Linked DNA regions of Homo sapiens: region 2 is linked to region 1. Evidence: read pairs that join two places in POLR2A ChIA-PET (ENCODE). Cell type or tissue: PC-9. All regions are shown on one strand. Each heading gives the region's core, and the rest is flanking DNA. Links, peaks and the distances in the headings are about the cores only.

Evidence for each region. Peaks named below come from ENCODE experiments on the same cell type or tissue, not always from the same donor. Only the 100,000 strongest peaks of a DNase experiment are listed, where the experiment ranks them.
Region 2: POLR2A ChIA-PET joins it to region 1 with 7 read pairs; 1 of 35 experiments calls an interaction of 5 or more read pairs at or near these places.

What each region holds. Positions count from the first base shown.
Region 1 is chr9:14,242,521-14,258,799 of GRCh38, reverse strand. The region is part of intron 2 of NFIB (nuclear factor I B); the gene reads left to right. Among named protein-coding and RNA genes, the nearest start is that of NFIB, 63 kb to the left of the region's middle. RefSeq lists a silencer at 7,136-7,430. In PC-9, for the core only: no CTCF peak of the experiment used is centred there; DNase peaks (open chromatin) are centred at 6,889 and 7,339; H3K4me3 peaks cover 2,132 bases; H3K27ac peaks cover 4,542 bases.
Region 2 is chr9:12,852,121-12,868,399 of GRCh38, reverse strand. No RefSeq gene overlaps it. Among named protein-coding and RNA genes, the nearest start is that of LURAP1L-AS1, 46 kb to the right of the region's middle. In PC-9, for the core only: no CTCF peak of the experiment used is centred there; a DNase peak (open chromatin) is centred at 8,379; H3K4me3 peaks cover 1,172 bases; H3K27ac peaks cover 2,362 bases.

The DNA.
Region 1 (16,279 bases), core at 4,864-9,863:
ATGTTTCTATGCAACATGCTTTAAAAAGGAATGACATCCTTACTAACTTGATTTATGAAGAGAGGATGTAAAACTTTTAAAAGCACGTATTTTGGAAATGGGGTATAATGGAAAAGTAAACAGTTGAAATAATGGGATTATTTCTCAGAGTAGTTGCATAGTTCATGCTGAACCTTCAGCAAAATCTTATTTGGAATGGCTTCTACTGTAAAACACCTAGGAGCAAACTTAAAAATACTATAAGTTGGCAGCAGCAGAAAGAATTCACAGGGAATGTAGTAGTGCAACATCATCTGTCTTTGTTCAAAAAAGTTTATAAGATAGTTCTATTCCACTGTCTTGCCCCATGGCAGAAGAAGTTCTGGCTGGGAGAGCAGGCCTGGAAAGGCAGCACAGGGCCACATACTCCAGATGTGTAGAAATGTTCTCAGATACTTAGACAACATGCTGTTCTCACCCACCAGCAAAAGTTCTTTGACTGGAAGGGCTGAATTATTCAGCATAATCCTGAAAGCATTGTTCCCTTACTAATAAGTATCCAAGGTTAAACAGCCTATTGGTTAAATTGCATGTTGGAATAAATTGCTCTGTTAGATCAGAGCAGTTATAAAACTGTGGTAGATCTGAATGAATGTTCTCAGTGATGATAAGCAGTACCTTTGCTTCTATTAAATTCATGTTCTAATACGAGTCATCAAAAGGTTCTTTTATGCTAACTATGTTCATAAAAGAACACTCAATGTTTGACCACCACAACAGCTACAGCCACTAAAAACATAAATATGGGGGAAGTCCACACTGCTCAGACAGTTTAGTAAATTGTATTATTTAAACAAAATCTATTTATAGGAGATACTGAGATACTGATATGATGCTTTAAGAAAACCTTGTCCGTTAAAAAAAAATCTCATTTTTTCTTTAGCATGATAACAAATAATTCTGCCTACTTATATTAATAAATTCAATGACAAGGAAACCATAGCTGGCACATTATTGGTCTTAGTCTTAGAATTATGTTTCTTTCTTTCGTTTTTTTTCTTTTTTGAGATGGAGTCTCGCTCTGTCGCTCAGGCTAAAGTGCTGTGAAGCGATCTTGGCACACCACAACCTCTGTCCCCCGGGTTCAAGCGATTCTCCTGCCTCAGCCTCCCAAGTAGCTGGGATTACAGGTGCCCGCAACCATGCCCGGCTAATTTTTTGTATTTTTAGAAGAGACAGGGTTTCGCCACGTTGGCCAGGCTGGTCTCAAACTCCCGACTCAGGTGATCCACCCACCTTGGCCTCCCAAAGTGCTGGCATTACAGGTGTGAGCCACTGCACCTGTCCAGAATTATCTTTCTATTACTGAAAGATTTTTGAGGTTTTCTCTCTTGTTCATTCAGCACTGAGCTAGGCATTGGGAATGCTGGGTTTTGCTGGTCCTGGGGAATTCACAGTCTAATATCCAGCTTGTAGAAGAGTGACTTTCAGTGTTTCACAGTTTTTTTCAGCTGTGCAGTAGCTGTAATAAGGCACAGCTGTCACCTTGTGTGCACCATGTTCTAGGACTATACTCAGTTTTATATATGTGTATCTCATTTAATATTCAGAGTAACCTCGTACTTCCCCTCATTTTATAGGTGAGGAACCTGAGCCTCTGTGTTAACCAACTTAACCAAGGTTAAACAGTTAGTAGGTGTCAAAGTCAGATTTAGAACCAGGACAGTCTGGCTTTAAAGCCTTGGGTGCTAAACCTTTAGGCAATACTGCCTAATCCATAAAAGTGACAGTGTTTTTGTTACTATGTGGGCCCTTCTTGTGCTCTAGGCCATAGAAAGGCATCTTGGCTCTCACCTCTGCTTAGTTCTAGGGTAGCAGATCATAATCTCATCAGAACTGGGGTAGTGACAAAGCCAGGTCAAACTAGGCCATGGAAGCTCAGTTCCTGGTTCTATTTCAAAGGCAGGAGTCAGGAAGTTAACGGCCTCAGGATGCTGTGCTGTCTCTTCAAGTTCTGCAGAGGACCTCTGGAACTGGTGCATTGTTGGAGCAGATCACCCTGCTCAGCTCCCTCTCACCCTTCTCACCCAATGGTCTTGTCACTTTGGGTCCAGTTTTATGAGCTCACAGTGATTAAGTAACTGTGATTCTCATGGTTCTGAGACTCTGACTGCCAAACAAGCTAGTGTTGCTGAAATATTTTAATGGTCTGGCATATTCACTTTCCTTTTTGGAAGTTAGTGGATTGGCAGCTAGAATATGAATATTATATTTCACTCCTCTTCCTTTTTTTCTCTATCTTCTAATTAGTCTTTCTCTGCTTTCTGATTTTTCTTCTATCTCATCCTACTTATATGTTTTCTTCTTTATGGTTAGCAGTGAAATTGGTCTAAAGAGAAAACTTCTGTTTGTAAGGAGGGGTTCTTGTCTAGGTAAAAGTTTTTGGAAAATTATTTATTTCTAAATGTGCAGAATGGGTATATAATTAATAATTTTTTTTCTTAGAACATAGTTTCCCTGTAACCATGTTTTGGTATGGAATGAAAGATGAAACTGAGATTATTAAGGCAAAAATGCAGTAAGACCTCCCTCACCCTGAAATTCAATCTCTCTGGAATTTGATTAGTGTTTTTGTTGGTTTTACATATGAATATTGTTAGAGGGAGAGGCTTCTAGAAAAAGTGGGTCAAAATGAATATTTTTGGTAAAACAGAAGCTGCATAAAATGTCTCATTTTTATACTCATAATAGCCCTGTGGGGCAGGCACCATTGGTAGCTTCCCTTTGCACATGAGGGAGAATTAAGGGACTTCTCAAGATCACACAGCTAATAGGTGGTGGATTTAAACTAGGTGCCTTGAGTACAGTGTTTTGTATTTCACTAATACTATGCTAGCATGGTGTTTTGCGCTTCAGTAATACTATGCTAGCATAGTGTGTGGATTCTGGAGCAGGACAGAGTTGAATTCAATGTTTTCCAAAGGCATTCAGGCTATTTGATCATTTCTCTTATATGTGATTCTCACAGTCAGTTGAGTGCTTCACAAAACACACCAAGACTCATCAGTGAGCTGGATTGTTAAAAGGTTATTTATAGTGACCTTGTGAGAGTCTAAACACTCCAAGTATTTCATCAATAAAAGTGAATAATAACTTTTATTATCTTTTTTTAAGGATGTTAGGAGGGTTAATCTGTCACTACCTATAGAGCAATTTATATAAACTGAAGCATGTCCATGTCCATGTTATATTAGAACTAATTCTTACCAGCCCATATCTGGTCATCAGTATGCCCTGGATTTTTATATCATGTTTGGTTAATATAAAGTTTATCATCCCCTCAGTCATTGACCATACATCCATTTCATGAGAATTGTAAAACAAGGTAAAGTCAGATGCTCACAGTCATTGATATGTGCTACAGTTGAGATTTAATCCCCAGGTGATCTTACATTAAGGAAATGTCAGTAATCTGTTAGAGACACAAGTTCAACAAATTCAGCAAGATTCTTTTACAGTTGCAGAATCAAAAAATGTCCAAGTGTTAACTCCTCATGGTTCAGCCAAGTTTCTTTTTTCTTTCTTTCTTTCTTTTTTTGAGTCAGGGTTTCACTTTGTCATCCTTGTTGGAGTTCAGTGGTGTGATCATAGCTCACTGCAGCCTCGAACTCCTGGGCTCAAGTGATTCTCCAACTTTAGCCTCCCAAGAAACTGGGACTACAGGTATGCGCCACCACACCTGGCTATTTTTATTTTTATTTTGAAGAGATGGGGTCTTGCTATGTTGCCCAGGCTGGTGGTGAATTCCCATCCTCAAGTGATCTTCCTGACTTAGCGAAGGTTATTTTGTTTTGAAATTTGGAAGCATGGTTGGCGCTTTCATAAGCTAATACTTTAAAGCTTGTAGCTTTAAGGTACTTGTCTGAAGTTCACTGAAGAGGAGCAAAAGATCATTATTATTATTTAGGCCTCTAGACCTTGCTTGTAAATGCACATATATGCACATGCATAGATTCACACACACACAGAATCCCAACTACAAAGCATTTTTCAGAAGTCTTATTCAAATAAAGAGGTAAATGGCTCTGCTCTTGGTGAGACCCTAATAAGCATGTGATAATTAAATTATTTATCTCAGGAACCTATGTATCATTATTAACACTAATATTATAGCAGATGGGCTTTTGGATCAGTGGAGGGCCTTTGAGCAGCTATTAGAGAACCAGTGCACGGGAGTACTGTAAAATAAATTAGCCTCATCATTTCACTTCAAATCAGCAAACGATTATTGAGTGCACATCCCTGAAGATGCGTGTCTCCATGCTTATGTGCTTATGTCTGGTGGAGGGATAAGATCAGTAAGTAACGCAAGCCCATATCAAGTCAGTGTTTAAGAGAAGTACTGTATAAATGTGAAGCTACTGAGATGCAGTGGAGGAGCTCATATCTGGTTCTAGGGGTGGAGGGAGCATCTTATGGAGAAATGCTGTTTTGTTTTGTTTTGTTTTGTTTTGTTTTTTTTGAGACAGTGTCACTCTGTTGCCCAGGCTGGAGTGCAGTGGTGTGATCATGGCTCGCTGCAACCTCTACCTCCCAGGTTCAAGCGATTCTTATGCCTCAGCCACTTGAGTAGCTGGGACTACAGGTGTGTGCCATCATGCCTGGCTAATTTTTGTACTTTTACTAGAATGGGGTTTTGCTATGTTGGCCAGGCTAGTCTCAAACTACTGGCCTCAAGTTATCTGCTTGCCTCAGCCTCCCAAAGTGCTGGGATTACGGGCATGAGCTACCATGACTGGCCTGAGAAATTATGTTTTTAACTGACTTTAAAAGACGGGTTTTGTCAAGTGCTGGGGAGGCATTTAGACCAGGGGAACAGCATGAGCAAAAGTCAAAGGGCAGGAAAATGTACAAGAAGTTATCCAGTGTAGCTGGAATACAAGACCCATGATGTGCTGGAGGCCACGTGAAAAAAATAAATAGAGATTACTTCATGGAGAGCCATGAATGTTGGCTTGAGAGAGTTTTACTTACTGTAACAATTCCGCAAAGATACCTAGAGGCAGCACCCAGGTTATTACGTAGTCTCAAAAGAGTATTTCTGACAACTTCATTTTAAACATTTTTTTCTTTTTTTTATTAAAAAATTATTTTTGGAAATGGGGTCTCACTGTATTGCCCAGAGTGGTCCCTAACTCCTGAGCTTAAGCAATCCTCCCGCCTCAGCCACCCAAGTAGTTGGGACTAACAGGTGTGAGCCCCTGTGCTAGGCTAAAACATTTTATTTGTGCATTATTTCTTCATTGCCAAAGGATCGAAATCTCACTTGCTTTTTTCCTTCTGGGAGTTTTGTGGGCTGTTTTGGTCTGCTTAGAGAAAACCACACACTTCCAGGCTATTCTGCCTCTGTACATTTCCAGCCTTCCTTGAAACAATCATCTCGAGAACTGTGAAATTATCCCGCTATAATCTAATTGGTGGTGACCACTCAGTCCCTTTGCACCAGAGAACTTGTATCTAGCAAGTCTCTTTCTTTCAAACATTTGTTAGTTCGTTAAAGATGTTATGTTAGCAGTAGGATATGATGCATCTGAGAAGGAAATAAAAGACCAGGACAAAAGACATGTTGAATAGTCAAAGATGAGCTGTAACCATCAGGGAACACTAACTGTAGCACCTGATTTTGATTGAAAAACATGATAACATTGGCTTTGAAGTTGTTGCAGATCTGCTTAAACTTTCTTCATGGATGGAATGAATGAAAATTATGAAGCATTGATGTAAAAATAATTGTTTTTGGTCTTTTTTTTCTTTGTAGAAACCAACCTGCCTTCCCTCCCTCCCTCCCTCCCTTCCTTCCTTCCTCCCTCCTTTCCTTCCTTCCATGCATCCATCACCAGTCTTTTCTTACTGTACAATTTCCTTGACAGATGGACTTCTTGTAGAAGTTTACCTGAGTTTAATACGGGTGACCGTCATGGGTGCAATATTTTGCTGCAGGAGATGGAAAGACATTATTTTTTTTTCCTCCACAAAGTTGTATGGCAGGAACATGTAAAGCTGCATCAGTAGATCTTAAGACGCCTGTTCTCGTGATCTTGTTCTCACTTTGCTTAGAGGTTTCCCCAAGGTAATATTAATAAGGATGTATCCAGTAGTAACAGATAGTTCATTGACTCTATTATTTCTGAAACATGTATTGTCTTTTACGTAATAGTAGTTACTGCAGTCATTACAGTTCTTTTTCTTTTACATATTATAACTGAAGCAGTTTCTGTTTTTTTTAACAAATACAAATGTTTAAAAATCATGACACTTCTTTACCTTGCTGCCCATTATTTCTCAGCAGTTAAAACTTTATTACTTTACTGACAGAAAAAAGAAAGGATGAAAAACTATAAATATAATGATATAGAAAATCTACAGTATTTTTAAATGTCATATTTTAAAGATTTAGTCTCTTTAAAGTGAGTTTTTAAAATGAATTCATATAAATAAATGCAAAGTGCCATAGAAGTAATGAGGAATATTAAAAATATTTCAAGGTTTTTAAGGCATTGGGAAATATGTTCAAGACTTTGAAAACAGAGTCCACCAGCCATATCAGCCCGTTTGCTATTCCTGATGTTTGTATTTTCTTCTGGAGGAAGAAAGATTAAAAAGTGGATCTTGTTTTTTAATTCTCTGCATTAGGGAGTGAAATACTTTCTCTCACCGAAAGATAAGGGTAATCACAGTTTTAAAAACTGGCTACTCCTTACATGCATGTACCCTTGCAAATCCTGTAGCAACTGAAAAATCTCCTGATAGATGTAAAAATTAATTAATGTCTTACTACCATGCAAAGAATGTGGGCATAGGTGGATAACGGTGACTAAATCCCACAGAATTTGTGTGGCTTGCCTACTAAACCTCGAGTAATATAATATAAGTGAAAGCCAAAACCAGTTTTCTGTTGTTTTCCTCTCCAGCTTGTTCTTTATAAAAGTTGGACCTGTTTGTTTTGTTCTCTAAGTGTGCCATGTGCAGCACGCCTGTGTAATTCCTGGTCCTTGGAGCAGACTGCGGTGTGCAGGATGCCCGTGCAGGATTTGGGTGGCTGGAACTGACAAACTGGGATTAGCTGACCTCCTGCAGGAGGCTCCAGTGGCCCCTCGGCCGTGGTGAGAAGGAGCAGAGCCTTGGTGTGTATGTGACCTCTAACAGTGAAGTGATGCCTAGTTCACCGATACCACTTGCAGTAACCTGAATGACTGGTTATTCTGGTCAGGAGAAAATAGCACTGACATCATGTGATTCTGGCAAAGTAAACCACATTGGAACTTGGCCTTTGAATACCCAAGGGGCTGGCAGCAATCTCAGGGGTTGGCTGGGAGCCCCATTGAGTTCACTAGTAATCAGTTGACTGCTGAGCTGGACAAGCTGCCCTAGTTTTTCTGACAAGCTCTGTCTAAAAGAATGATGGGCAGTCTGCCATTAGGATTTTTAAGCAGAGTTGCTAAAGATTAACTCTTTAGCTACTGTAAATATATCATGTCCTTCGTTATGTGTTGGTATGCAATCAGATGAAAGCTTGGAGGGAGGTTCTAATTCCTCATTCAGTGATTGCACCTGGAGTTCCTCTCTTGTAAAACAAACACCCAAAGGCAAGGAAAAACACCGTAAAGTTCTTTGTATGTATGTTTCAAAGGAATGCCAGTGGATAGGTTTTTCTTGAGGTTTCTAGTTTGCTTTTTAAAACAAAATACTATAATCTTTAATTATGTAAAATGTTAGATGTTGCATTCTGATCATACTTCAGGAATAGACATCACCTAAGAAAAGTCTCTGAAAAACTACAAGCATTTAGTATTTACTTATTATGACACATACCCATGGATTTCATTTTCAAAAAAACTTTTATTAACTCAGAGTATTCTAGAAGAAAGGAGGTACTATACTCAAATGTCATAAGTCCAGAGAAACCAATTCTTTTGAATAAACGTGACTTCTCAATGGATTTATTTGGTTATCTTTTACTAGAAAAGGTGATACCTTAGTAACTTTTATTCCTTCTCTCACATAGTTAAAATAAAATATAATTGACAGAGATATACAGGTTGACTTAAAATATTCTATATACTGTAATCCCGGTGATGAATTTGGTATGTTTAATGTTGCTTTAAACTGGAATATTTCCTAAGGCATACTCTCTTTTCTCTAGGTAACTATGACATAAGCAAGGGAACACCAAAGTTCTTTGATAGTGCTTCAGCACTCCTTCACAAAATCAAATTGAGGTAGTAGTGAGGCCACTGTGGGGATGTAGTAGCCAATGATGTATCATTTATCTTGGGACACACCTGAAAGTTTTAATGGCAAAAGCTGAAGTTTTGGAAATCTGTCTTCCTTTTGAGCTAAGGCTTTAATTCTGCCTCCTCTTTGATCTTCCCTTCCAAAAAGCTGCCTTTGAGAAATGGTACAATTTCTCTCTCATGTTTAAGAGGTTTGTGACATTAGCTACCTGGGGACATTATTGTCCATCAGAGAACTTACATAAAGAAAACAAAAAAAGATATTATATGCACAGACACTGTCTAATGGATTCTTCCTGTTTCCCACTCCTCTTATCTTCCTTGACTCAGCACAAAAGTGCTCAACAGGCCATAAACTCAAAAGACCCTCCTCCCTGTTAGAGCTAAAAATCCTGCGTGATAACCTTTCAGATGCTCAGTTAAGGGCAAATTTGTAACTGAGTTTTAAAACTTGGTGTGTTACCCTAAGACTTATCAAGAAAAGAAGAAAGAGACTCGAGGGGTTTTGAACAAGGAGTTAGGAATAGGTGAAACTTTTTATCATGTTTGTTCCTACTGTGTGGGGTTTTGGGGGAGTCAGAAATGGTATCCACAAGACTTTGGCATTTATGATGATATTCCTGCCTTGTTCCGGAATTCCTCTATTTATCCCTTTGCATGAGGACAGTGTCACCACTGTCTATTGCTAGGCCCTAAATTATCTCAAGAAAGGGCTTAAGGGTGGTGAAGGGGTTGTGGAATTACCTTCCCCTCTCACTTTTCCATTCTCTCTTCTGCCCTCTCCCTCCTTCCTCATTTCTTTTCCCTTTACTCTCCTTCCTTCCTCTCTTCTTCTCCCCTCCCTCCCTCTCTCTCTTCCTTCCTTTCTATTTTTTTACAGTACTTGCTAAGTATCTACTATTGTCAGTGAATGCACAATGATATGCAATAATCATGATAGACGTAAACTGAGGAAGTTTATAAGATAATGGGAGAAAACAATTTCCCAAATCAAAGGATCACAAAAATGCACTTTAGCCTAGGCAACAGTGAGACGCAATCTTAAAAAAAAGTAGAATGAACAATTGTGGTGAATCATTTGGTGAAAAGGCACATGATGCTATAAGAGCATAAAACAAAGGGATCTTATAAATATGTGAGATTTCCGAGTAATACTATTTCTTGGTAATACTTAAGAAAAGAAAAAAGCTAAATCTTAGGTAGTATCTCATCTCCACCACTTACTATTTAAACTTGGGCAATTTGTTTAAGCTCTTTGACTCATAATTTGCTTATCAGTAAAGCAGAGATAATAATATCTACCCCCATCCTCAGTTTATGTAATTGGAAATACTAAATTTGAAATATTTAGTTGACGTACAGTGAGAATTTAATGAAAGGTATTTCTTATCACTAAGTTCTTATTTCAGTGGTCCTTTTGGTCACTGAAAGGTGTCAAATTCTTGCTGCTATTTGGTTTGTATATTAATTGCAAGTGTAAGAAACTGAAGTTATACAGACTGAAGTGAGAAAGGGAGATTATTCTCTGATGTAATTTAAAAGTCCAGTTTATCTGCAGGTACAGTTTGATTCAGGTGTTCAAATGATGTAACTGGGAATGTTTCTCTGATTCTCTTCCTATGCCATTCTCTTTGTTCCCTTACTTCTCGGGCAAAGAGGGTCTCTTTCCACAGTGAAGGCTTATATTCTATTAGCCAAGCAAACCCAGTGGGGAGGAAAATGTTCCCTTCCTCACTAGTCCCTGCAGACGTTCCTGGGCTGGATCTCCTTGGACTACCCCTGAACCTGTTGCTGAACTGGTGCTTTCTTCTCTTTGGCTATGCTTAAGTCTCCTGCCTGTTCTTGGAGAGGAGCTAGAGGAGGATCACGAGACACCCAAACTACATGATCTCAGAAAGTGGGGAAGAGTGGCTTCCCAGAGGAAAATTATTGTTATTACTAACAAAAAGTAATAGAGGCCGGGCGTGGTGGCTCATGCCTGTAATCCCAGGATTTGGGGAGGCTAAGGCAGGAGGACTGCTTGAGTTCAAGAGTTTGAGACCAGCCTGGACAACATAGTGAGATCCCATCCCCACAAAAAAATAAAAGATTAGTCCGACATGGTGGTGTATGCCTGTAATCCCAGCTACTCTGGAGGCTGAGGTGGGAGGATCACTTGAGCCTGGGAGACCAAGGCTACAGGAAGGAAGGAAGGAAGAAAGGAAGGAAGGGAGGGGAGGGGAGTGGAGGAGAGGGGAGGGCAGGGCAGTTTAGGTGGGAAGGAAGGAAGGGCAGTTTAGGTGGGAGGATTGCTAGGATGGAAGGAAGGGAGGAAAGAAGGAAAGAAAGAAAGAAGTAGAGCTGAGGTGGGAGGATTGCTGAGGCCAGGAGTTCAAGACCAGCCTGGGCAACATAGGGAGACCCCATCTCTACAAAAAAATTCAAAAGTTAGCTGGGCATGGTGGTGCATGCCTTTAGTCCCAGCTACTCAGGAGACTGAGGCAGGAGGATTGCTTGAGTCCAGGAGTTCAGAGTTACAGTGAGCTTTGATTATGCCGTTGTACTCCAGCCTGGGTGACAGGGAGAGACCCTGTCTCAAAAAAAAAAAAAAAGAAAAAAAGAAAAAATTAGTAGATACTGTGTAGACAACACCTAAACAAACAGGGCAGATATCTACTGTAGATTTTAAAAAATAATAAGAACACCCTGTTCCTGCTTTTAGTTTAGGTAGAAGTGAAACTGTTAATGAGGTGACATCAAAGCATGCAGAGTACCCACTAATTACTGAGTCTTGACTGTATGCCAAGCAGTGGGCCATGTACTTCTGTATTTTATTTCTGATCTTCACAGTGACCCTACAAGGTAAGTATTAAAATCTTGCTTTAATTTTATATCCAGTGAAATTATATAACTTTTTCATGGTTTTTCAGCTAGTCAGTGGTGGCGGTGGCCTTTGGATGCTTGATCATCCTTTTGCCCTGCAGTGGTGCCTGTGCAGTGTCAGATGGCCCTCCTGACCTGGAGCAGTGCAGAGACGTGCCATGTAGGCCTCCATGACTGGCACATTTTCCTGTGAGAAATGGAGTAGTCCTTTTTTCTAGGTCAGGGATTTGAAAGGCAGGACTTTAGAATCCTGTTCTGGGCATGGTCACTGCCTCTCCCTGCATTATTGGATGGCGCATGGAAGGCCTCCAACCATTAGCTGGATCTGTCTGTAAAATGGTGACAGTGTTAAGCTTTTGAGAGATTAATGAGTCTGTTTGTAAAGTTAAATACATTGTGCATCATACCAGAGACAGTCTCACCACTTAATTGTGGACTGTTCAAGTTCTCTTGACTATGGTATAAGTCCTAGTCAGCTTGGGTTGTCATAACAAAATACCATAGACTGGGTGGCTTAAATGGTAGAAATTTCTTTTCTCACAGTCCTGGAGGCTGGGAGTCTGAGATCAGGGAATTAGCATCATTGGATTCTGGTGAGGGCTCTCTTCGTGGTTTGCAGACAGCCACCTGCTTATTGTGTCTCAGAAAGCAGAGAGAGAGAGAGATATAGTGAAAGAAAGCAAGAGAGAGAGAGAGAGATCAGGCACATTGGCATCTCTTCTTTGTAGGGATACTAAACCCGTTTTAACAGGCCTTCAACTTTATGACCTCATTTAACCTTAATTACTTCCATAAAGACCCTGTCTCCAAATGCAGTTACACTGGGGATTGGGTCTTCAGCATATGCATTTTCAGGGACACAGTTCAGTCAATAGCAGGGTGATATTAGTGGTTTTCTGTGAACCACACATATACCTTGATATTTCACTCTAGCCTGTTAGCACTGTCAGTGGCACCAAATAAGAGGGTTTGGCATAGGATGTTTCCTAATATTTGCCTGTTAATTTGGGGGAAAGTAATTGGAAATTACTCACTGAAGTTCTCATTTACAGCAAAAGCTCTTCAAAAATGATATGGCAAACATATGGGCATTCACTCTACAAATCCATGTATGAGATGTGTGGAAATAGAGCTATCAACAAAGGGACTGAAGGCTCAGAGGAGGACACAATGCAGGGTTGATTAGGAAGGACTTCAGCAGAGTGAAATTAAACTTGATATCCCAGGGTAAATGGGATTTTGCAGGGTGAAGGGCAGAGAGGCATTTTGGTGGCTGGCTGGAGCACAGTCCTGTATGAAGGTGTAGTGACTTCCTGTACCTAAGACAAAGGGATGTGGAGAGCAGTGGGAGCTTCCTCCCATCTAATGGGTCGGAGTTTAGAATACCAGTGCCTTGCCAATGCAAGGTATTGGATTTTATCCTAGAGGCAGTGGAAAGCCCTTGAAGGTCTTATGGAAAAGGGAAAGTGTTAAAATTAGGTCTGGGTTTTAGACTGGCGAGTTTTAAGTGTAAACATGTTGATTAGAGAGCTTAGAGTCTAACCCACGCTGTCCCTGATATCTAGAATGCCTTTTCCTCTCTAATTCTCAGGAATTAGAGAGGAAAACCACACATTCCTGTTCATTGCACACATTTGTGCAACCACACATTCCTGTTCATTCTTCAAAACACTCCTCTAGAGTGATGGATATTTACAGTAAACTCATTTCTGACCTGTCTAGATGGAATAATCACTCCCTCCTCTGTCCCACTTTTATAATTTATGTGTACTTATTATTATTATCATTTTTCGAGACAGAGTCTCGCTCTGTCACCCAGGCTGGGGTGCAGTGGTGCGATCTCGGCTCACTGCAATGTCTGCCTCCCGGGTTCAAGCGATTCTCGTGCCTCAGCCTCCCAAGTAGCTGGGATTACAGATGTGCATTACAACGCCCTGCTGATTTTTCTATTTTTGGTAGAAATGGGGTTTTGCCATGTTGGCCAGGTTGGTCTTGAACTCCTGATCTCAAGTAATCCACCTGCCTTTGCCTCCCAAAGTGCTGGGATTACAGTCGTGAGCCACTGAGCCCGGCCATGTGTACTTATTATTGCTTGTATGACATTATAGTATAATCATGTGTTTACGTATCTCTCCCACTACTTGAAGAACCTTGAGAGCAAAAGGGTTGCATTTTTTTTGTTGCCGTTGGTTTTTTTTTTCTGTTTTGTTTTGTTCTGTCCTGGTTTGCATTCAGAGTATATGGTGCTTGGCATATCTTAGGTGTTCTTGTTTGTTGAACATAACCAAGCTAAGACTTCTGTGAAAGTCAGGAGAGCAGCAAGAAGGACATAGGAAAGCTTGTACTGGTAGGAATAGAAAGAAGGAGGCATATTATTATGGATGTAGGGAGAAGGAGTTGGGTGTGACTGTGATGTTTCTAATTTCGTCACCTGGGTAAATGTTAGTTTCCTTAACAGAGGCAGTGGAAGAACCACTGAGTTTGGAGGTGAGTTGTTCAGTTTTTTTCTTCTAGGTTGGGTAGGCATGACCCAAGTGTTGATGTCTGACAGGCAAATGAAAATACAGGTCTGAATTTAGCTGTTGTTATCCCAAACCTTTGAAGCCAAAGTTTGATTGAGGTTGCAGAGGGTGATAAAGAGAACCAGGGGAATGCTGACTTTTAGAAGAATTGGAGTTAATACAGGAGAATGATAGTGAGAAGTCAGATAAGTAGGAGGAGAATCCGGACACCCCAATGTCATGGAATCAGAGATGAGAAATTAGGCACATGCTGCACTAATCTAGGCTGATGTATGGCCAGAGACTTTTATCATGAAAGTACTGTGTAATAATAATAACAGTAGCAAGAACAACAATAATAGTATTTACTATTTTTTTAGTACTTATTGTGTTCCAGGCATTTTGCTCAATGTTTTTTCTACATATCCCATTTGTTTCAAACTTTGAGCCTATTATCTTTGTTTAAATAGATATACAAATTCAAATTCAGAGAGGTCAGTAATTTGTCTAAGGCCAACGGCTAATAAGTATTGGAACTGGGCATGGTTTGTGAACTTTGATATGCTGCAAAGTTACTAAGCAGTTATTTTATTTTTTGGTGGGGATCTGTCTATGGAGATTGTGGAGATTAAAGTTATCGGTAAAGCTTACTATACTCATTCCCATTAGCTCAGAAGAAATGTAATTCTTTCCTGCTTACATGGATGAGAAAGTATGTGGGTAAGTTTCATTCATTTTGAATGTCTCTCATTTAATCAGCAGATTCAGAATGTATTAGTGACTCCAATATATCTGACTGCACTGGTATATGGTATATATTTTAACTTTGTTTTCTACTATAAGGTCATTTAAAAACCATTCTGACCTATCATTTCCTCTACAAATTTCTTATGCTTATGTTGTACAAACTGAATTTTTATATAATAGAGAGGATTATTTAAATAGGAAAGAGAATCCTGAATATCTTTAAGCACTTACTTTGTTTAGTGCTTCTATGTGGAGTTGCATGCTTAAAAGAGACATACACAATAGCCATTCTTGAAAATATTTGCTCATAATTGCTACACCCTTATGGATGTGTTTTCATATATAATTCAGGAAAGAAAAATTATTGCGTATGATAGATTAGTATTACCACATAATAGTACTGATTTGTGTGTCCTATTTTAGTGCATTGCTAATTCTCACGTGATAACTACAGTATACGGTAATTTCCATGAAACCAGACAGTTTAATTCTGCTACCAATGTCATTTTAATGCAGTTGCAGCCATATCTGTGGCTTCAGCTAGCCCTTGTGCAGGAAACCCTCCAGCAGCAAGGATCCTGGCTTGAGCTCACTCAGTCATTTTACTCCCACATGATGTCATGCAGCTTAGGGTTTCCTGGTCTTTGAGTGGATGAACATTTCTGCCTTTTAGGCTATCTGAGACGAGGTTGGGATTTCTTAGGACGAACTTTTACGAAGAAAAATGCTGAGAAAAAAATGAAATACAATAAGATACCATAAAAAAATGGATGAGCACAGGTTTTTGTTTTTGTACTTTTTTTTTAAAAAATACCCAATTAGGTAAATCTAACCATAGGTTGACTTTCTGGCTGGACTTGAAAACTCATTTATTTCCAGTTTGTCTTCCCTCATGAAACACAATAAAACAAAACAATTCCACCCCCAAACCTGCTCCTCTTCTAGATTCTCAAGGGACTTAGGAATCGGGGTAGAAGAAAATGGTCAAGACAGCCCACCTGATTTATTTCTCTTACTTATCCAGATTTGTTTTGGAATCACATGCCAGCTTCTCCACCTTCAAATGCCTTATGATGCAGAATATTATATATTTTTTGAGAAGGTAATATAAGTTGCTTTTTCTTCTCTTTCAAATAATTAGTTATCTTTTTTCCACTTCATATGCTAGAAGTAAAACAATAAAGAAACCTCTGGGAATTTTCATTAAGTGATTGGTTTTCATATATTCTGTCTTTCTAAGGAGGGAGGGAAGGAATGTCATTTAAATTTTTAAACTCTAGTCTTGATGACTAAAATGTTCTCAAACTTGGTTAAATCAGCTATCTCTTTACATAACTATTGGATTTCTTTCAGGGGGCTGTTTCCTTACCGACATACTGTACAAATAAATGCAGTTTAATATAGATATATCTTGATGTGTTTAGATTTGGTAAACCCTCTTATCTTTCAAACATGCATCATTTATTTAAAATGCATAGGCATATGTTCAGAACAAAGTTATTTTCAGTACATATATATTCATTAGCCTGTGTGTGAAAGTACATTTCAAATCACAACCATTTCAATATTTGTTTTTCTTTCCAAACTTTCTTTTCTCTCCATCTTGGTTTAATTGAACCCTAGACCTGAACTCTTTAAAGCATTCCTATGGAGCCAGGGTACATTTGAATGTCTTTGACTGATATAAAATAATTGCTTTGTTGATCATATACCCATGCATGATAAGATATGCATAAGAAGAAATCTGGTACAGAAGTATAAATAATACTTATCTTTAAGCCAGCATCTGTCATCTGCTTCAGCAGACAGTGCTTGCTTTCTTCCTAGCACAAAAAGGCCTGAAAGATTTATGGAGCAGCTTTGTTTGTGCTCTGTGATGCTTAATCAATTTTTATT
Region 2 (16,279 bases), core at 5,344-10,343, 1.4 Mb after region 1:
TGTCAATATTAGACAGATCAACAAGACAGAAAATTAAAAAGGATATTCAGGATTTGAACTCAGCTCTGGACCAAGTGGACCTAATAGACATCTAGAGAACTCTCCACCCCAAATTAATAGAATGTGCATTCTTCTCAACGCCACATTGCACTTATTCTAAAATTGACCACATAATTGGAAATAAAAGATTCCTCAGCAAATGCAAAAGAACAGAAATCATAACAAACAGTCTCTCAGACCACAGTGCAATCAAATCAGAACTCAGGATTAAGTAACTCACTCAAAACTGCACAACGACATGGAAACTGAACAAACCGCTCCTGGGTAAATAACGAAATTAAGGCAGAAATAAACAAGTTATTTGAAACCAATGAGAATAAAGATGCAATTTACCAGAATCTCTGGGTCACAGCTAAAGCAGTGTTTAGAGGGAAATTTATAGCACTAAATGTCCACAGGAGAAAGTGGGAAAGATCTAAAATTGACACCGTAACATCACAATTAAAAGAACTAGAGAAACAAGAGCAAACAAATTCAAAAGCTAGCAGAAGACAAGAAATAACTAAGATCAGAGCAGAAATGAATGAGATAGAGACACAAAAAACCCTTCAAAAAAAAACAATGAATCCAGGAGCTGGTTTTTTGAAAAGATTAGCAAAATAGATAGACTGCTAGCTAGACTAATAAAGAAGAAAAGAGAGAAGAATCAAATAGACACAATAAAAAATGATAAAGGGGATATCATCACTGATCCCACAAAAATACACATTACCATCAGAGAATACTATAAACACCTCTATGCAAATAAACTAGGAAATCTAGAAGAAATGGATGAATTTCTAGACACATACACCCTCCAAAGACTAAACCGGGAAGAAGTCAAATCCCTGAATAGACCAATAACAAGTTCTGAAATTAAGACAGTAATTAATAGCCTACCAACCAAAAAAGGCCCAGGACCAGACATTCACAGCAGAATTCTACCCGAGGTACAAAGAGGAGCTGCTAGGATTCCTTCTGAAACTATTCCAAACAATAGAAAAAGAGAGACTCCTCTCTAACTCATTTTATGAGGCCAGCATCATCCTGATACCAAAACCTGTCAAAGATACAACAAAAAAAGAAAATTTCAGGCCAATAACCCTGATGAACATCGATACGAAAATCATCAATAGAATACTGGCAAACCAAACCCAGCAGCACATCAGAAAGCTTATCCACCATGATCAGGTCGGCTTCATCCCTGGGATGCAAGGCTGTTTCAACATATGCAAATCAATAAACGTAATCCATCACATAAACAGAACCAATGACAAAAACTACATGATTATCTCAATAGATGCAGAAAAGGCCTTTGATAAAATTCAACACCACTTCATGCTAAAAACTCTCAATAAACTAGATATCAATGGAATGTATCTCAAAATAATAAGAGCTATTTATGACAAACCCACAGCCAATATCACACTGAATGGGCAAAAGCTGGAAGCATTCCCTTTGAAAACCAGCACAAGACAAGGATGCCCTCTCTCACCACTCCTATTCAACGTAGTGTTGGAAGTTCTGGCCAGGGAAATTAGGCAATAGAAAGAAATAAAGGGTATTCTAATCATAAGAGAGGAAGTCAAATTGTCTCTGTTTGCAGATGACATGATTGTATATTTGGAAAACCCCATTGTCTCAGCCCCAAATCTCCTTAAGCTGATAAGCAAATTCAGCAAAGTCTCAGGGTAAAAAACCAATGTGCAGAAATCACAAACATTGCTATACACCAATAATAGACAAACAGAGAGCGAAATCATGAGTGAACTCCCATTCCCAATTGCTTCAAAGGGAATAAAACACCTAGGAATACAACTTACAAGGGATGTGAAAGACCTCTTCAAGGAGCACTATAAACCACTGCTCAAGGAAGTAAGAGAGGACACAAACAAATGGAAAAACATTCCATGCACATGGAAAGGAAGAATCAGTATTGTGAAAATGGCCATTTCGCCAAAAGTAATTTATAGATTCAATGCTATCCCCATCAAGCTACCATTGAGTTTCTTCACAGAATTAGAAAAAAACTACTTTAAATTTCTTACGGAACTAAAAAAGAGCTTGTATAGCTAAGATAATCCTCTGCAAAATGATCAAGGCTGGAGGCATCACGTTACCTGACTTCAAACTATACTAACAAGGCTGCAGTAACCATACAGCATGGTACTGGTACCCAGATAGACATATAGACCAATTGAACAGAGCAGAGTCCTCAGAAATAATACCACATATCTACAACCATCTGGTCTTTGGCAAACCTGACAAAAACAAGCAATGGAGAAAGGATTCCCTTTTTAATAAATGGTGTTGGGAAAACTGGCTACCCATCTGCAGAAAACTGAAACTGGACCCCTTCCTTACACCTTACACAAAAATTAACTCAAGATGGATTAAAGACTTAAACGTTAAGACCTAAAACCATAAAAACCCCGGAAGAAAACCTAGGCAATACCATTCAGGACAGAGGCATGGGCAAGTTTTCATGATTAAAACACCAAAAGCAATGGCAACAAAGGCCAAAATTGACAAATGGGATCTAATTAAACTAAAGAGCTTCTGCACGGCAAAAGAAACTACCATCAGAGTGAACAGGCAACCTACAGAATGAGAGACAATTGTTGCAATCTATCCATCTGACAAAGGGCTAATATCCACAATCTACAAGGAACTTAAACAAATTTACAAGGAAAAAAAAACAAATCACCTCATCAAAAAGTGAGCGAAGGATATGAACAGACATTTCTCAAAACAAGACATTTATGTGGCCAATAAACATGAAAAAAAGCTTGTCATCACTGGTCATTAGAGAAATGGAAATCAAAACCACAAAGAGATACCATCTTACGCCAGTTAGAATGGCGATCATTAAAAAGTCAGGAAACAACAGATGCTGGAGAGGATGTGGAGAAATAGGAATGCTTTTACACTGTTGGTGGGAATGTAAATTAGTTAAATGATTGTGGAAGACAGTATGGTGATTCCTCAAGGATCTAGAACCGGAAATACCATTTGACCCAGCAATCCCATTACTGGGCATATACCCAAAGGATTATAAGTCATTCTACTATAAAGACACATGCACACGTATGTTTATTGCAGCACTATTCACAATCGAAAAGTCTTGGAACCAACCAAAATGCCCATCAATGATAGACTGGGTAAAGAAAATGTGGCACATATACACCATGAAATACTATGCAGCCATAAAAAAGGATTGGTTCATTTCCTTTGCAGGGACATGCATGAAGCTGGAAACCATCATTCTCAGCAACCTAACACAGGAACAGAAAACCAAACACTGCATGTTCTTACTCAAAAGTGGGAGCTGAACAATGAGAACACATGGACACAGGGAGGGGAACATCGCACACTGGGGCCTGTCAGCAGGTGGGAGGCTGGGGAGGGATAGCATTAGGAGAAATACCTAATGTGGATGACTGGTTGATGAGTGCAGAAAACCACCATGGCATATGTATACCTATGTAACAAACCTGCACATTCTGCACATGTATCCCAGAACTTAAAGTATAATAACTTTTTAAAAAGTAAAAAAAATTGCAATCAACATTTATCTGCATGTAAAATTATTATCAGTTAAAATACTGTCTCTCCAACTCCACTCTGGAAGTGATTGACTTATCTAAACTTTTTATTTGATTTGCTATTTGTAATTTATTATTTAAATATTATGCAGCTAAATATAGTAAAACAAACCAAACACTCTTTAACTCTGTATAGGACATTGTTGTGTACAAAAAAGTTCTCATGAGATGATGATAACAAATAACATTTATCGAGGAAATAGGATATGCCAAACTCTGTGTAAAGCATATTTGTGTGCATGATATTGTTCATTTTACAAGCACCATAGGGGGGATTTGCTATTATTATAATTGTGCTTCAATGTGGAAACATTATGGTACAATGTTATCAACTGGGGAAATAGAGACTTAAAGAATGTAACTAACTTTCCTAAATTACTTGAGTACTAGGTCAAACCTGCACTTTGAATTAATTTCCAGCTTTCAGGTGGTCTCAAACCAGAGCTCATTCTTTTATTACTAAGGGGGCTGCAAACTATTATTCAGGTGCTGTCAAAGATGTGTTGTTTGTCTGGCACATTAATAATTTTTTTTTAAGAAATAAAAATGCTTTTGTGAGTATACTTGCTTATCCCAAATCCCACAGAGCTCACTGTCCTTTCATCCTGATGATCACATTTCAGTTACCTCCTAAAACTCCTAAACCAGCTCTTGTCCTCCCAGGAGATGAGCTTTATAAGCAGTCTCTATGGTAAAAACAGCCACACTTTGCAGGTAGGGAAACCAATTCACAATGAAATTATGAAGAACCAGAGTCAAACAATTAAACAAACATTTTTTTACAAATTGAACATGCTTTATTTCTAAATGCAAAGATACTGAAAAGAGAGGGAAATTCAATCAGAAAATTAAATCTGACCAAATAAAATTTAGAGTTAATTTGGCAGATTTCTTTTCTGGCCTAAGAGAAAATGAAATGAACTTTACTGCTGTTACAGGCATCTGGGTTTTGCTTTTATCTTAATTAGTGGAACTTTTGCCCTCTCTGGAAAAAGAAACCTAACACCATCCCAGAGGAAGAGATTTTTCCTCCCTAGATTTCCTGATGTGAAACCCATCCCTCTAAAGCTTTCCACTATTTTAGGGCATGACGCTTCCAAATAGTATTTTTCCTCCCACTACTTCAAGATAGAAAGAAAAAGAAAGATTACTTTTATTTTAGTTTATTGAAAATAATTACTCATATATTATCAGATGTTATTACAGATCATGGAAACAAAATATTTATCTGTGAAAGAACTATAATCATTTTCTGTTAGTTTGAGACAGGGTGTGAGAGGAGGAATTGGGTAGGAAAGGAAGAGGATTTAGTTGAGGAAAAAATAATGAAAAAGAGCAAATTACTGGCATTTCAAAAGATAAAATTGAAAAGAAGAGCTTAGCATAATTTTAGTTAAAATATTGAGACACTCTCTATTCCTCCAAACTGCGGTCCATGGGTTTAGCTTTTAGGTTTATGTAAGACATAAAAATATCCAGGGCTGGCACAAAGCTCTGCCTAGCTGCACAAGCATAAGGTTTCTCTGTTCTTAGAAAGCTAAGAAGCGCAACCCTCAACATGATCAAAGAGCTGCTCTCCTATCAGCCTGAGAAAATGCAGAAAAAAAATTACTGATAGGTCATTTTCCCAGGGGGCTCATTTGAAAACACTTGGCAAACTTACAAAGAAACTGGAAATCTCGTATGAAGGAAAACATGTTAAGCAGGTGCTACTGAGTATTTTAATATTAATGGTGCCTCTTACAGAGGACAGCCAAATGATGGTGAGTCAACTGATTTATCTGCAGTTGATTATTATGAACCAGGTACTAGGTTTCAGTTTGAACCAGTGACTTAGAATAACTAATACAGGTTTATAGGCTGGTGAAACCAAATATTTCCTTTAAGGGAATAACATTTTCTTGCAATTGGATGAACACAACTACCAGAAGTTTATCACAATATGGTAACAATTTTAATCAAGGCAACTTGCCAACATTAGTGGTTATGGCATGGTTCTGCTTCATCACATTTTCCCAAAGAAACTTTTCAGAGAAAACAGTTGAGATCTTTCAAAAAGTTTGTCAAATCACCATCATCATAAAGGAGAAAACATTATTTATTTATCTGCATGAGCCTTCACTGACATGCATTCATGGTGAACTGGTTGAATATGCAAACTTTGTAAGGAGCTGTACTGGGATTTCAGAAGGGAGCTCTGTTTCCCCTCTCATCTCCTGAATGGTACCACTATTCCAAAGTTAATGGGTAGCCTTCTAGCCCCGATCGCCATAGCTTTGTTACCTTAAATGTGTTGTATTAACTATGTTGCCTTAATTTATAGGTTTTCAAAACCTTCACAAATGTCCTCATTTTGCAGTTTGATATTTTCCACTTAACAACATATGTCTATGTTAGTACAGATATTTAGTGGATAGTTGTAGATTGTTCATGATATAATTTTTCCACAACTTATCCATACCTCTTTGAAGGAAACAAATTATTTCATTTTGTTTGCTATTGCTGTCATTACTATATTGAACATTCTTACATTTATCTTCATTGATATAGGGTCTAGGGGTCTAGGAGTGATAAAATAGAAGTGGAAATTCTTATTTTGATCCTGACCTCAACATAAATTCTTGCATATTAATACTTTACAATTAAGAGTTTGAGTCAATAGTTCGCAAAGAATTGCTCTGGACCAGCAGTATCAGTATCACCTGGGAATTTGTTAGTAATGGAAAGGCTTGAGCATCACCCCAGACCTACTGAATTAGAAACTCTGGGGAAAAGAGGAGGGTCCCAGCAATCAGTGTTTCAATAAACCCTCCAGGTGATTCTCATGCAAATTAAAGTGGGAGGACTGCTATTCTAGATAGTTCTGTGAATATCCTTTGGTTAAGAGAACTTGTTAAAATATTGCTGAGTTTTTGTCATGTAGAGATGTCACATTTTATGGATTTTTTTCTGACTCCATTAAGATTATATGGTTTTTGGTTTTTAATCATTCAGATTCTCCTGACCCAGCCTCCTGAGTAGCTGGGATTACAGGTGTGCACCACCACACCCAGCTAATTTTTGTATTTTTAGTGGAGACAGGGTTTCACCATGTTGGCCAGGCTGGTCTGTAACTCCTGAGTTCAAGTGATCCACCCACCTCAGCCTCCCAAAGTGCTGGGAGTACATGTGTGAGCCACTGCACCTGGGCAGAATTAATGGATTTTTAATAATAATTTTAAAATATTTTTGAACTCAAGGGACAATCTCCACTTATTTATGATGTATGTTTAGTGGCTGTGAGTATCATTGATTATATTTTAATAGTTAATTTGAAAATAGGAAAACTACAAAGACTGCTTCCTGAACAGCTAAAGTTGTAACCAAGTCTCTATCCCAGAATCCTGTTTGCTTTCTTCATAGTATTTATCACACTTTGCAGTTATTTTATCTGTTTGTCTTGGATAATATTTTACTATTAGTCTGTTAGCTTCATGAGCATAGTTATTGCTTCTGACTTACTTGCTGTTGCCTGATTGCCCAGTGCCAATACAGCTCCTTGTACAGAGCCAGCGCAATGTACATGTGCTGGAGGAATAAGCCCTCTCAGGTGGTTTATGCTGTGGGACAGGCCACATACACAAAAGGCTGGATTCTTCTTTGCCTTTACAGCAGCCTTTGCATCCCATGCTCCTTACTCTGCTGGTCTACTTCACTTCTCCACAGAAAAAGAATCAATAGTCTTCTACCCACATGGACTCTACATTATGCCACAATTCTGAACTAGGTTCAGGTTTTTGTGTATTCCAAGAATATTCTAAAATCATGTACAATGAGAAGTGGTTGCATGAGAGGGTATGAACCTGGATCACTGTGGGCAAGTCACCTGATACTTTATCTCACCAAGCACTGTATCCTCATGTGTGGTATGGGATAATAAGACCTACCTTGTCAGATACTGTTAGAGGTGTCAAGATTAAATGAGAAAACAGTAGCCAACATTTATTCAGTGCTTACTCTGTGCCCAGCACTGTTTTTAAAACTTTATATGTATTGACTTCTTTAATCAATGAGATAATGGTAATGTAAATGTGATTGTTCAAGTCTGGTACAACATAAATGATAAATAAAAATATATTTTAATAATAGTTTAATGAGAAAATGGGCTGTAAATAGGAAATAGATGTGTACTAGGCATATTGAAATGAATTTAAAATAGTTAAAAACTGTGTAAGACATAATTATTGCCTTTAAGAGCTTTTGCTCTATTCATTATACATATAATGGGCTTCATCAAGGAAATGATTAAAAGATATTGTGATTTTTAAATAGATCCTACTGGTTTTTGTGATTTATTACATGTGAAAAGCAAAGCATACTAATTAACAAATATTTTCAATTATACTGTGTTCATGTAGAGACAGAAAGATTAGCCAGTGAAAAGAGAAAGTTCTCTTTTAGGTGATTATAAAGTCTGAAAGAGCAAACAATAATTTAAGTAAGGTTCCAATTTTCTTTTTCTTTCTACTGCAAGGACTGAAGTCACTCTTGCAGGAAATTGACTCTTTGGGTGTGGCAACTCTGTGGTAGAGACAATGGAATCATAGAAAAGAAAAGGGAGGCAAGTCCTGAATCACACACCACAGTGAGTCTGTGTTAAGCTTTATATTTCTGGCCAAGTCAAACAATCCAGTAAACTGATTTAAGAATTAGGCAATAAAAACCCTCATCTTGATCAGTGGTCAGCCTATCTTAGACCGAAAAACAAAAAAAAACAAAAATGAAAGAGAAGCATTTCTATCTAAGCCTTAACTACTCATAGGCAATGCATGATAAAGTTTACTCAAAGGTAGATGGAATTACTAAAGTTGAGCGGGTTTCTATAAAGGGTTTTTCATTACTTAGAGTTGCATAAAATATGTGTAGGTTATGCAACTTTTTAAACCGTAGACTTCCTTTATGTATGGCCGGAGGATTGCCATCCTCCTGGACTCAGGATTGAGATTCCGAAAAGGAATGATTCAAGCTGATTCAGACCTTGAGTAGTGATGCCTTCTACACAATTTTCTGAATTTATTTTCACTTCTACTTGTTATTTCCTACAGTCTGTTTACTCCTTGTAGGGTTGTTTCTATCATGACCCCTTTGGTTTAGAGTTTTTCAAACTTTAGTGCTTTCCTAGAACATATGATTCATTAATTCATTCATCCAATAAATACTTATTGAGCATCTACTGTGTGCCCAGCACTGTCTTAGATGGTAGGGCACAGTGGAGAACAAAAGAAAAGCAAAATTCTCTGCCCTGGGGACTGTAGACCTCATGTAATTTTCCATAACACTATAGTGCTCATATGCCTAAAATGTTCCTTTAAGATCCTTTACTCCGAACACGGCTGACCCCTATTCATGCAAATGTTAAATTAAATGCTATTTCTTCAGCAAGGCTCTGAATCCTCTCCTTCATATTAGGTTAGGCTTCTAACGTGTAAATTTTCATAACATTGTATTTTCTTCAAAGCATAATATTAACAATACTGTTACTCATGTGCCTTGACTTGCTAGGCTGTAGACTGTCTTAGAACTGGCACCATGGCCAGGCATGGCGGCTCACACTTGTAATCCCAGCACTTTGGGAGGCTGAGGTGGGAGGAACACTTGAGCCCAGGAGTTTGAGACAAGCCTGGACAACACAGTGAAATCTAGTATCTATACAATTTCTTTTAAAAAAGCTAAGCATGATAATGTACATCTATAGTCCTAGCTACCCGGGTAGCTGAAAGGGGAGGAGTACTTGAGCCCAGGACTTAGAAGGTAGAGTGAGCTATGAGCACACCACTGCACTCCAGCCTAGGCAACAGAACAAAACCCTATCTCTAAAAAAATTAAAAATTAAAAAAAAATAGACACCATGGTCTGTCTATTTTACCACTAAATTTCCAGAGTCTAGCATAGTGCCTAGAATAAAATACTCTCACATAATCACATTTTCAAGGAAAATTTGCATGAGGTAGATTTATTTCAGGTTGGATTTTTGGCATTTTAATTTATTAGTATTACAGGGTGTAAAGGCACTTCAATTTATTGTGTGGTTCCTCCCTCTCCTATTCTCCTCCAAGTGGCGGATTCCAGTGTCCTATAGGTGTCCCAGGCCTCATCATTTGGGTCAAAGCATCACCTCTCGATGCCTGCACATTCTTGTGTACTTTTCCAATGTGAGTGTTGACGTTTATTCCCCTTATCAAACTTGCATATTTGTTTAGCTTTTCTCCATGCCATAGGGCCTAGAGAACTCAAGGGGATGCCACAAAGAGGCCCCACTTTGCATGAGGTTAATGACAATGAAACAGGGTCTAATAATCTGTACTGCCTAGTTTCTACCCATCCCTTTCAACTGAATATTTCACATATTCATCAAGCAACTGCTGTGTAATGCTCATATGACTTCCAATTTCTTTAATTTTAACAGAAATTTAAAAAAAATTTGTTCCTTTCCATTTGAACTCAGCCTTGGGACTGACTATATAACTTGTGGGGCCCAGTGGAAAATGAAAGTGGAGACCCCTTATTAACAAATTACTAAGAGTTTCAAGACCCTGATAGTAGGGCCTATAGCCAAACCTGGAATCTTTCTAAGTGTGGGGCCCTGTACGACTGGACCTGTCACATATCTGGGAAGCTGGCCCTGCTCCTCTTTAATTTGATCTGGTGTCTTTTTTTTTTTTTTTTTTGAGATGGAGTCTTGCTCTGTCGCCCAGGCTGGATGGAGTGCAGTGGCACGATCTCGGTTCACTGAAACTGCCACCTCCCAGGTTCAAGCAATTCTCCCACATTAGCCTCCCAAGTAGCTGGGACTATAGCTGTGCATTACCACGCCCGGCTAATTTTTGTATTTTTAGCAGAGACAAGGTTTCACCATGTTGGCCAGGCTGGTCTCGAACTCCTAATCTTAAATGATCCACCCACCTTGGTCTCCCTAAGTGCTGAGATTACAGGCATGAGTCACCGTGCTTGGCCATGCTTCTTATTTTTCTCAGTCCCTTTCTCCTTATCCCTATTAGCTGTGTGTCTAACAAACATCACCATGTCTCTTTTCTTCCTCTAGAATTATTTCATCTTTTGGATTAGTCAAATTGACATCACTGACGGAATGTAAAAAGTAGAAATATAAAGATTCTGTGGTCTTATCTGATTTTGTGGGTAAAATTATCATCTCTTTCACCTAGTGTTTATTATTTAAATTTGATAAATTTTAATAAACTTCCAAGTTATAATGACTTGCTTAACTTCATTTACTGGTGCCTGCCTTCCTTCCTTCCTTCCTTCCTTCCTTCCCTTTTTTGAGACAGGGTCTCACTCTGTCACCCAGGCTGGAGTGCAGTGGTGACATTTCGGCTCACTGCAGCCTCTGCCTCCCAAGTTCAAGCGATTCTCCTGCCTCAGCCTCCCAAGTAGCTGGGAATACAGGTACACACCACTACACTCGGCTATTTTTTGTGTGTTTAGTTGAGATGTGGTTTTGCCATTTTGGTGAGGCTGGTCTTGAACTCCTGACCTCAGGTGAGCCGCTTGTCTTGGCTTCCAAAAGTGCTGGGATTACAGGCATCAGCCACTGTACCCAGGCTAGCTTTATTTTTTAAAATAAATTGTGGTAGGAAATTCTTCTGAGATGGCTGCTGTACATTTTTGGCTCTACTTTACAAATCTGGCAGGGGGTGACAGGAAACATGAGGAGAAATAAGTAACCTTATTTCTCATAAGGCAGCATCTTTTCTGAGACCTAGTTTTCTTATGTTGTTTCCTGACTATTAACGCAGGCTGATTTTCCTCGTCCTGACCCCTGCGTATCCCAAACTTACTTTGGCTTTGCATGACCTTCCTGTCATGAGTTCTGCAACCAGCCCCCATCCCCCATGAAGTTAATAGACCCAGAGATCTTGGTATGCTTGTCTCTAGCCCCAGCCCTACCTCCTGTGACAGCCCACAGGCCCTCTTTCATCTTTGCGAATCTCTACTCTCTCTCCTTCTGCATTCCTGCATCTTTCAGTGCTTTGCAACAAACTCAGCTGGTTCCTTAACCCAGCTCTTTTTCATTGTTCTAAAAGTCCCACAGAGAATTACAGGGTTCTGAAAACTTGATCGAAGACTTGTAGATTAAAAGAAAGAATCATTTAATACTTCCTGCCTTCATCCATCTGCCCCCTCACTCATTCTCATCTTATCTCTGCCACCTAACCCCTCACAACCCACCCCCTTCTCTAAGCAACAAGCAAGTTCCTTGTTCTTATGCCCAACAAGAACAGTTTTACCCATGTCCTAGTTCCTTGTATCCCCAAATCTTGAACTTTTTTTTTAAATGCATTTGCCTTCCTAAGTTGTGGTCCTGTAACAGATATTACTGTAATACTATGTTTCATCTAATTATACCTATAATTTCCCTTAATAAAATTAGTTTCTTCTGTAGTCTATACTTTCTGAGACTTTTTCAGATTTTAAATATTCTGTTCCATAGCCTACATGATTGTCCTCCACTTACAGTCACAGGTACTGTCTAATTTTTAATTAGAACATATATTTATCATACCATACCTCTGTTAGGTGTTCACCCAGATGGTAGGTTTCATGCAACAGGCAATATATCAGAAGGGACCCAGTCCTCCAAATAAGACAGCCACTGTAAACTATACAGGACCAAACTCCTTATCTTCTCTTATCCCTTAGCCTTATCCCTTGGTTAGCTTCTGACATTTTGACCTTGGATTTTCTTGGTTTTGATTTCCATACTTGTTTCCCATGACATTTGGTTTGCTGTGTACCTTACCATGACTATGCCCTTTTTGTTGCAGAAATCTACTGACAGTTTCTCCCATAGAAATTTTTTTCAGGTTTTGAAAGCACGCATGTTCACTGTAAGAAATTTGGGAACCAGAGAATGTAAAAATAAATAAATAAGTAAATATTTTTAGTCCTGCTTCCCTGTAGTAATACTTGTCAATGCTCTAACTTTCAATATATTATTCTTAATACTTCTTTCTAGACATCAATTATATAAAACTGGAATCATTCTAATATAGAATTTCGTATCTTGTTTTTTTTCACATAACTTTATACCATGATGATTTTCCCATGTGCCTTACCATAGGTTTTTCAGAAAGAAGAGCCTGGGACTTTAGCTTGTATTATAATCTAGGGGGCAAAGGAAATAAAAGCAAGGAAGGGAAAACGCTAATACAGAGACACGATATTAAGCTGGCTGACAATAAGATTACATGGTCTTGGGGCCCATCCTCTAGGAAATTTCATAACCCCTATATTAGCACATTTCATCTCTGGGAAAAAAAGAAGAACATTTATACAGTGGCTGCACTTTTGCTCGCCAGTTCACCACAGGATATACATTCTCCCACATTTCTGCATTGTGTGTGCTTAGGTACAAAATGGGGCACAGTGGGGTCTGATTGTATCTTAAGCCTTGGCTTCAACAGGAAAGTCCCAAATAGGAGGTGGAAGGGGCAAGTATAGGCACGAAACTGTCAGCTTGCACCTACCTAAGGTTCGTCGGAACACACACATCTGCACCACAGTGGCAGCTGGAACAAGAGGCAGTTGGGGCTGAGAAAACCTGAAGTCCCTCTTGGGTGTAATATAGTAAACATTTTGCACAACTCAGAGCTCCTGGTATTCTCATATTTTCTTGTATCAATTTCTCAATATTTTTTCCTTCCTGGCCCTTTACCAACAATCCAAAACCTTTGTCACTGCCTGGAAGTCTTTGCTTCTAGTTCGGCCTCCAACCACTTCTCCCTTCACATACACACCGGCTCATCTAAAACCTGATGGCTCACAGCTCAGCATGGTTTCTTAGCACCACCTTCCACAAGGTTTCAACATGGTAGCAATTTAATTTTCAGCACTAACATATTGTGCCAATTCATCCATGAACCAGACTCAGGTTCATTTCTTCTCTGATACTGTTAATTATAAAAATTGCCCATCCAAGTCAGGTGTGGTAGCATTAACCTGTAGTTCCCAGCTACTTAGGAGGCTGAGGTGATTGGATCTTTTGAACCCAGGAGTTTGAGTCCAGCCACGCGACATACTGAGTTTCCATCTACAGAAACAATACAATACAAAACAAAACAAAATTCCCATATGGCCACCAGTGTCAGTTGAAGTCAAGTTGTCAGTGTGATAAGGGTAATTGATACAAGAATCCAATCACCTGTTACTTATGCTCTCTGAAACTGCTCAGGCCCGATCCCCAAAATACAATTTGTATCATAGAACCTAAAACCTGTTCATAGTGCAACATACCCTGTACTTTGACCCAGATCTGATAAATCTTAGTTTATGATGGGCAGTTTCAGTTGCATAGTCACTTTGTAAACCACAATTACTCATTTAGACTCTATGAATGTCCAGGTACTTAGGAACTATGAAGCAGAGAGTACATTTTGTCAAGAAGGTTTTGTTCCAAAATCCTAGGGGTCTACACTGTGCATCTTTCATTAGGGTTTGACAGAGACTCCACACAGCACACTTATTCACCATCGACATCCACTTTATTAACCAGTCTATGGTTCAAATGGCAAGACCAACATTCCCTACAGCAGTCTGGACTTGCTATAGATTTCTCTTTTACTCAGACTACCATTCAAAATTAGTAGTCTTTTAAGTCTCCAAATAAATGGGTTTCAGCACAAGTAATATATGTGGCCTCCTAAATTTAAACAGTATATAACTGCTTTGTCTTTTTCTTCTTGGTATGAGATTTAAGGTGCAACCACATTCTTTACTCAATAGACCCTGGGCCACTGGACCCAGAAAAGCTTTACAAATGTGGCAGACTCCTGAGGATTCATGGAGTCTATTTGTAATCCTCTAACATACATATATCTTACTAAAGCATATCATGTATTTGTCATTCCTGCTCACCAACTCAAATAAGTAGGATATCATCAAGTTAATGTGCCAGTTTGATGTTCCATTAAAGATTATCTAAGACTCCACAAGTAATATAGTAGGTAGCAGGAGAGTAATATAACTCTAGTGAGTGACCAAAGTGCTTGGTGCCGTTCAAAAACTGGATATTTCAGTCCCCAAATCCTGGCCTGAACGTCTTCTTTCTAGGATCAGTCTAAATGTTTTACCTAGTTTCTGCAGAAAGAAGAATTTGAGGCAAAGCCGTACGTGCTATTATTTCATTAGGGAGTGCAATTTCAGGGAGTAGGAATAAGAAAAAGGGTGAATGAAACAGCGAAGGAGGGAAAACTAATATAAATATTTTCAATTTAACTGCTGCTAAGCACAACTGAGAGCTCAGTTTCATGGAAACATTCTCTAAGAAGGCTTACAGTCTATATCATAGGATTGTCAATCATGGGGGGAAAAGGAAAGAATTTATTCACCAGCTACTCTTTCCCACAGGTCTGTAGTTTGCGGTGCAGGTTATTAACTTCTCTGCATGTGTGTCAGTGGTGAGCCACATCTCAATGTCAACAGCGAAGGCTTGGGCAGAAGGAAGAAGCTCTGTATTGGCTCTGTCAGCTTAAACTTATGTGACTCAGTCAGCAGCACAGCTAGACCAACCGAAAGGCAAGGTTAATAGGTCAATAGCATCTGCAATGCTCCACGAGGTATTTGATACATCATGCCATTAAAGACTCTTTGAAGCTAACATTTCCCATGGATGTATACTATTTTATTTCATTGATGTGCTCAGATCCACTGAAACATTTCCCAGTTGTCAGCAGTTAAGTTGCTCCTCCTTCATTATTACTATATTGTCACAACAATCAAGCTTAGTTTTGAATGCCTTGTCAACCTTTGCTTCATCTTTAACCCAGGCTTTACTCTTGAGCTTTTGGTATCAGGTATCTTTGTACATGTGCTGTCTTCTTGTGATCTTGGTCTGTGGCTGAAATAGATACTGAAAACTCAATGCAAATTGAATTTTATCTTCCTATGTGGTGTCACTCTCTAATGGGAGAGCAATGAGGGTCTCCTCTTTCTATATGATGCTTCATTTGGAGTCCACTTGTTCCTCCATTATTTATTGAGCTCTTACTCTGTTCCAAGTGTTGTGCTAGGAGCTGAAGATACAGTAACACAAGACATAGCCCCCACTCACAAAGAACTCCTAATCCAGAAACCAGTTGCCGCAAATACCAGTGGTCTTTCAGAAACCATTTTCCATATGCAAAATAATTTACATATGAGGAAAATTGGGCAGTTAATTTGTAACTGGAATAGTAATATACCTAGAACAGGAATGCTGCTCTAAAAAAGTTCAGGTCAGGTAGGAAGATAATGCAGTGTTTGTGGCAGAGTGTTTTTCAGAGTTAGAGAAGATTGGATCAAATGTGGCTTCCCAGCAATAATAACATCACACAGGAGAAAGATAAAATGTTTTTGTCCAAACCTCTCATTTTACCATCATTTCACTGAGAAGTAGTTCTTTGTGCCAGAGTGTAGCTGAGTCCGTTCTCCCTAAATTGTCCTGGAGTGAGGCTTTAAAGGGAAAGGGAATTGGCTTCCTTATTCTGGACATTAAGATATTCTAACATTACCTTTGATGAAAATCCTATGGACTGAAACGTCAGCATCTCATACCCCAATGATTAGAGTGGATAGAAATTTAGGATAAAAGAACAGGTAAA